2 separate regions of the Homo sapiens genome follow, and region 1 is linked to region 2. A link is a contact called in ENCODE Hi-C or POLR2A ChIA-PET data. All regions are on one chromosome and are shown on one strand. Each heading gives the region's core, a stretch centred on a gene start or an enhancer-like site at or near the end of the contact. The rest is flanking DNA. Distances are from core to core; before and after follow the strand shown.

Evidence for each region. Hi-C counts contacts between places; a loop is a spot of excess contacts on that map. ChIA-PET counts read pairs that join two places held with the same protein, here RNA polymerase II (POLR2A).
Region 1: a map of endothelial cell of hepatic sinusoid shows a loop between it and region 2 (2.8-fold over the local background). The contact joins two enhancer-like sites. A Hi-C loop is called at or near these places in 1 of 168 maps with a recorded cell type or tissue (endothelial cell of hepatic sinusoid). POLR2A ChIA-PET finds 5 or more read pairs at or near these places in 6 of 52 experiments (AG04450, CD8-positive, alpha-beta memory T cell, GM10248 and 3 more).

The regions. Positions count from the first base shown.
Region 1 is chr1:31,008,534-31,011,641 of GRCh38, forward strand. All of the region lies in intron 3 of PUM1 (pumilio RNA binding family member 1), which reads right to left. Among named protein-coding and RNA genes, the nearest start is that of SNORD103C, 42 kb to the left of the region's middle. RefSeq lists an enhancer at 1,436-1,565. Within about 2 kb of position 1,763, at least 2 of the 41 ENCODE cell types and tissues checked have a DNase peak (open chromatin) inside an H3K27ac peak, as active enhancers do.
Region 2 is chr1:30,927,594-30,930,601 of GRCh38, forward strand. No RefSeq gene overlaps it. Among named protein-coding and RNA genes, the nearest start is that of SNORD103A, 6.7 kb to the right of the region's middle. Within about 2 kb of position 1,563, at least 4 of the 41 ENCODE cell types and tissues checked have a DNase peak (open chromatin) inside an H3K27ac peak, as active enhancers do.

The sequences.
Region 1 (3,108 bases), core at 513-3,012, 81 kb after region 2:
GGTAAAATGGGAAAGAGCCCCGATCGAGGGTAGCATTAGGGTCGGGAAGCACTAAACTGGACAACTTTGAAGTGCCCTAGGAAATCTTACTAAACTGCCCTGAACCTCATTCTCTTTTTATTGATGAAGAAAATATCGTTCAAGTTGCTGTGATGATTAGAAATATTGTTGATGAGTGCCTAGCACAACAGGTTCTCAATAATGTATTCAAAAACATCACACCTAGGCAAAACAGCGGTCAAACCAGGTCACAGAGGGGATACTGAAAATTAATGTAAACTATGCAAAGGACAATTCAATAATTATTTTTAAACTTATTTTTCTCCTTTTAGTCTCAAAAATGTCCTGTCCCCTGCAAGGCCGGGCGCGGTGGCTCACACCTATAATCCTAGCACTTTGGGAGGCCAAGGCAGGAGCATCACAAGGTCAGGAGATCAAGACCATCCTGGCTAACACAGCGAAACCCTGTCTTTACTAAAAATACAAAAAAAAAAAAAAAATTGGCCGGGCGTGGTGGTGTGTGCCTGTAGTCCCAGCTCCTCAGGAGGCTGCGGCAGGAGACTAGCTTGAACCCAGGAGTGGGAGGGTGCGGTGAGCTAAGATCATGCCACTGAACTCCAGCCTGGGCAACAGAGCGAGACTCCATCTTCAAAAAAAAAAAAAATCCTGTCCGAAGATTACAAATAAAATTTCTTTCCTCATTGGTTATACCCTTTCTCCAATTAAAATTCTGATTTTTTTTCTCCCGTATTTTGTGCAAAGCAAAAGCAACTACTCTTTTGTATTCCAGAAGAAAGAATGTCAGCCTAAGGAGGGTCTCACTTGTTTTATGCTCCACATAACAGTGCAAAGAACGCTAAGGTGATCAAAACCATTCTTGTCCTTTAAATGTTTTAAGAGTTCATTCCTCACAGAAACTTGTAAATGTTTATTTAAAACTCAAGGAACAGGGCCCAGCATGGTGGCTCACGCCTGTAATCCCAGCACCTTGGGAGGCTGAGGCAGGTGAATCACCTGAGGTCAGGAGTTCGAGACTAGAATGGCCAACATGGCAAGATCCCCGTCTCTACTAAAAAACTCAAAAATTAGCTGCGTATGGTGGTGTACATCTATAGTCCCAGCTACTCGGGAGGCTGAGGCACAAGAATTGCTTGAACCAGGGACGCAGAGGTTGCAATGAGCCAAGATCACGCCACTGTACTCCAGCCTGGGCAAGAGAGCAAGACTCTGTCTCAAAAAAAAAAAAAAAAAAAACAAAAACAGAAACAAAAAAAAACACCTCAAGGAACAGTTTCCAAAAGTACCAGCCTCCATATGTAAATATAGTCTTATCCATAATTTGTAAAATTGCTTACAGAAAGCAGCAGCCTTTCAGCTCAAGGCTTCAAAAATCAGTTCTGGGATCCTGTCACCTTTCATGATAGTATACCAGGCTGTCATAATGTGCAAAGCCAGGAGAAGCAGGTGAACACATAAGCGAGGCTATTTTCAGGGTAAATTCTCTCAAAAGGAAACAACAATACAGCAAACATGAAGCAAAGTGCTATTAGGTTGGTGCAAAAGTGTGGTTTTTGCCACTATGGCAAAAAAAAAAGAAAGCAAAAGACTGAACCAAGGTGCTTGGGCAAAGACAGAAGCAAAATTAGCAAAGCTCTTAAAAGTCTCTGAATCTTACTCAGTCTTTCTCCCTTTCCTCCAAAACATATGCGTCTATACTCAACTGCTGTGGTTAGCAGCATCTGAAATGACTCTTAATGATCTTCACTTACAAGTACTCATACCCTGAGTAATCCCCTTCCCCTGACTGTGGGCTAGACCTATGACATGCCTCTAAGAAATAACATAAGACAAGTCATGGGATGTTCCTTTCAAGATGTTACAAAAGCTGTGATTTCCATCTTGCTTGTCCTCTTCTATCTATTGTCCTGATTGCTTACTCTGATGATGACTGCTGCTATGTTGTGAGCTGCCCTATACAGACGCCACATGAAGCCAAGAGAGAGACATCTCTGGACAACAGCTACATATACAAAGCTGTTGCTCCGCAGCTTCCCACTGAACTCTGCCTCTGCCCTGGGTCATTTACACACAATTAAGAACTGAGATCCTCCGTCCAACAACCAGCAAAGAATGGATTCTGATGGTTGATACCACATGAGTGAGTTTGGAAACAGACCTTTCTCCAAGCAAGTTTGAGACAGACCTTTCTCCAAGCAAGCTTTGAGATGAATGCAGCCAAAGTTGAAATCATGACTGCAGCTTGTGAAGGACCCTGAAGCAGATGACTCAGGAAAGTCATGCCTAGGTTCCTAACCTATAGCAACTATGAGGCTTAAACAACTGTCTTGTTTTAGGCAGGGCGTGGTGGCTTACACCTGTAATCCCAGTGCTTTCTAAGGGTGAGGCCAGGAGTCTAAGATCAGACTTAGCAACCAACATAGCGAGACTCTAGCTTTACAAAAGACTTTTTAAAAATCAGTCCGGAGTGGTGGCACACCCCTGCAGTCCCAGCTACTCAGGAGGCTGAGGTGGGAAGACTCCTTGAGCCCAGAGGTTTGAAGCTGCAGTGAGCTACGATTACACTACTGCACTCCTGCCTGGGCAACAGAGTGAGACCCTATCTCTTAAAATACACACACACACACACACACACACACACACACACACACACTGTGCTGTTTTAAGCCACTAAATTTTAGGGTGATTTGTTAAGCAGCAATAACACTGTTGTGAATATGTGGAAGTATTTTTGTATATTTGAAACACTTCTTTAGGAGTCTGTTTTCAAGAAACACTTCTTGTTCCATTTCTAATATTTAAATGTAAGTGATGAAACTAAAATCCTTTTCAATTGAAAAAAAGTAAAAGACTGGCTTTTTTAACTCGGCAAAATCAAATCAATTTAGACATGTTGAGCTTACTGAGAATTAGTAGCAATCACTTATATTCAACAGTCAGCTAAAAGATACCTAACTGTTCAAATCTGATCATATTAAAAGGAGTTAGAAACTACTGAATTATAAAACCAAATGATAATGTGTTATCCAAGTACAATTTCAAATTCAACAGTAAGCTCTCTGGAGGTAACATCATCCACAGCGTTGGGTA
Region 2 (3,008 bases), core at 313-2,812:
CATTCAGGATTCTTTCATCTGCCACTTTTCTAAAAACTTTTTTTTTTTATTCTGATGAGTCATTCTTCGAAGTTTGCATTTTAAAGATTTAAACATTTCTAAGGCAGAAAGCCTGTTAGGTTTTCACCAAAAAGGAGTCTTGGAGCATATTTACTTAGTATTGGGAGTCAATCTTGTTGAGACTGTGGATTAAGTTTTAGGTAAGTGACAGGGGAGAAATCCAATTTTTTTCCAATTAGTCTCAGGCGGTTGCTTTTATAATAGCCAAGTTGTGTGCAAGACCAAGATTTGCATTTAGTTGTTGCAGATACTCCTGGCTCATTTGAAGATCTTTTAAAGGAAGATAGTGTCCAGAATATTCAAGCATTCAGATGGAAAAAGACAAAAGATCAAACAGCCATGCAGATTCAAAATAATTTTTTTTTCTTTTTTTGAGATGGAGTCTTGCTCTGTCACCCAGGCTGGAATGCAGTGGCACGATCTCGGCTCACTGCAGCCTCCACCTCCCGGGTTCAAGTAATTCTTGTGCCTCAGCCTCCTGAGTAGCTGGGATTACAGGCGCCTACCACCACGCCCAGCTAATTTTTGCATTTTTTTTAGTAGAGATGAGGTTTCATCATGTTGGCCAGGCTGGATTTGAACGCCTGACCTCAGGTGATCCGCCCGCTTCGGCTTTCCAAAGTGCTGGGATTACAGGCATGAGCTACCACGCCAGCCTCAAAATAATTTTTATGAGTGTGTTGTAAAGATTTCTTTAGACAGGCTTTTTTTTTTTAAGTCATTCTGTCTTTGGGAAGCTTCCGTGTACCATCGAACAATGCATCTCATTGTTTCTTAAGTACTCAGGATCATCTTTTTTTAATGTACCCATAGATGAATAATTTCATCTAGAGTAAAACTTCCCTATTGTGGCCACTAGAATTGTAAGTTATCTTCCTGAGGCACATCCATTTCACTAGAATGGCACAGGTTCTGAATCTTCAGGTTCTAAACATAAAGTTAGCTGGAGCTCCAGACAGAGGAGTTTCAGACTCCCCAGATTCTGATGAACACACAATGCCCTGTCCTTCTAAATATGTGCTTACTTGAGGCCTCCAACTGGACCCTGTTCATTTCTTGTCAAATACCCACTTCAACCTCCAGATCCCAATCTGGATTCCAGTCTGGAAGTCCGTATACTAGACTGGACCTAGTCCAGCTCCTGTCAAACACCCAGTTTCACCCTAGTGAAAATTGCAAGGGCCCCAACATAGCAAGGAAAAATTGGAGGTAATGATAACTCCTATTTATGGCTTACTGTGTTCCCAGCCCTGTGTGTGCCAAGGGCTTCCAATATACCCTGTGAAATAAAGCTATTATTAACTCCATTTTACAGCTGAGGAAAGAGAGGAAGGCAGATGACTTACAAAGGTCACAAAGGGCCAGGCAGAGCTGGGATTTGAAGCTCAGTCATTAAAATAGACTCGGAGGTGTGCGTTGTTTGAAAGCTTGCTGCAAAAGCCAGGATGTGGCCCCAGAAAGAGGCACCAGGGTTGCATTAACAGAGGCAAGGGGCTGCCTGTGTGATGTGTCTTCCTGTGTGATCTCACACTAGCCCTGTGAGAGTGACAGGCCTGGTCTACCACTCCAGGTGATGGCTGGAGAAACCACGGTCCAGAGAAGTCAGTGATTTGCCAGAGATTACATAGTCAAAGGCAAAGCTGAGGTTCATGAGCCAGGTCAGTGACCATACCCTCTCACCCCACACTCACCATACCCTGACACCCTGTGTGTGTTAGGGCCTAGTGCTATGCACTGCAGACGCTGGAGGAAGCAGGAGGAGAGGGAGTGAAGAAGGGAGAAAGCTTAGTTTCAGGGCAGATGCCAGACCTCTGGTCTCTGGGTGGGATTCCTGACTACACTCCTGAGCCCTTCAATCCAGGGGAAAGCCATCCCAACCCTGACCTTGAACCCTTAGGCCTCCATAATACTCGCTTTAGGTGGCAGCACCCTCGTGTGGCTACAGATGGTAACTACATAAAGTTACAGGTTTCCTCCCTCAAAAGGATGCCTCACTCCCCAGGGCCTCACCCTTCTGCAATCCCTCTGAGCCTCAAAAAGAGAAGATGGCCATTCATGGGGCTAATGGCGGGTGGCAAGGGCAGGATGACATGGACAGGGCACTGGGCTGGGAGTCAGGAACCCTCAGATAAAATCCTCACTTGGTTACTGACTGCGGGGCTTAAGTCTCAAACTCCTCATCTGTATAAAGGGCTGAAACATCTCTCCCTGACTCCCTAAAGCTTTCTACAAGGACCAATGGTATCTCAAATACAAAGTACTCTGTAAACTGTAAAGCACTGTGAGAGGGTAAGGGTTATTACATAAACTGAGGAATGCACATTGGAGGGACTCTGGAAGAGAGACCAAGAATGCCGGTACCCAGTGTGTGACGACAGCCCGGGCCATAGAATCCTTGGGACGGACTTGGTAGCAGAGTAATGGTGGTCAGAAGAGGGGGTGGCCCAGAGCCCAGGCCACTCCATGAAACCCAATCCTGCAGATGGAGGGGTCTGCCCCCATGCCCACCCCCTCGCATGATGAACTAAGGGGAAAGCTTTATTGATCAGAGTTGGTCTATCAAAAGACTTGCATCAGATCCTAGGACCTATTTCCACATCTATGAGATAGGGACAGCCGCATTCTTCACAGGGCTGTTGGTTCCCAGAACAGTTGTTGAGAACATGTGAAAACCATCTCATGTGTGACTTGACGCAGAGTCGGTTCACAACAAATGACATTATTATGTAAACTAATGAACAAAGATAGTTTTGTTCATCAAAAACTGTGCAGGGAAACTGGTATCATTTATTACACCAGTGTGCTGGACACAATTTAATTGCCATAATTTCCCATGACATGACAAGAGAGCCACTTTACATAGATCTGTTACCTTTGGTCCACTTCCAGCAAGGAATTTGGTGAAAGATGAGGTGAACTAACTTGCCCAAGTGCACACAGAGTGGCGA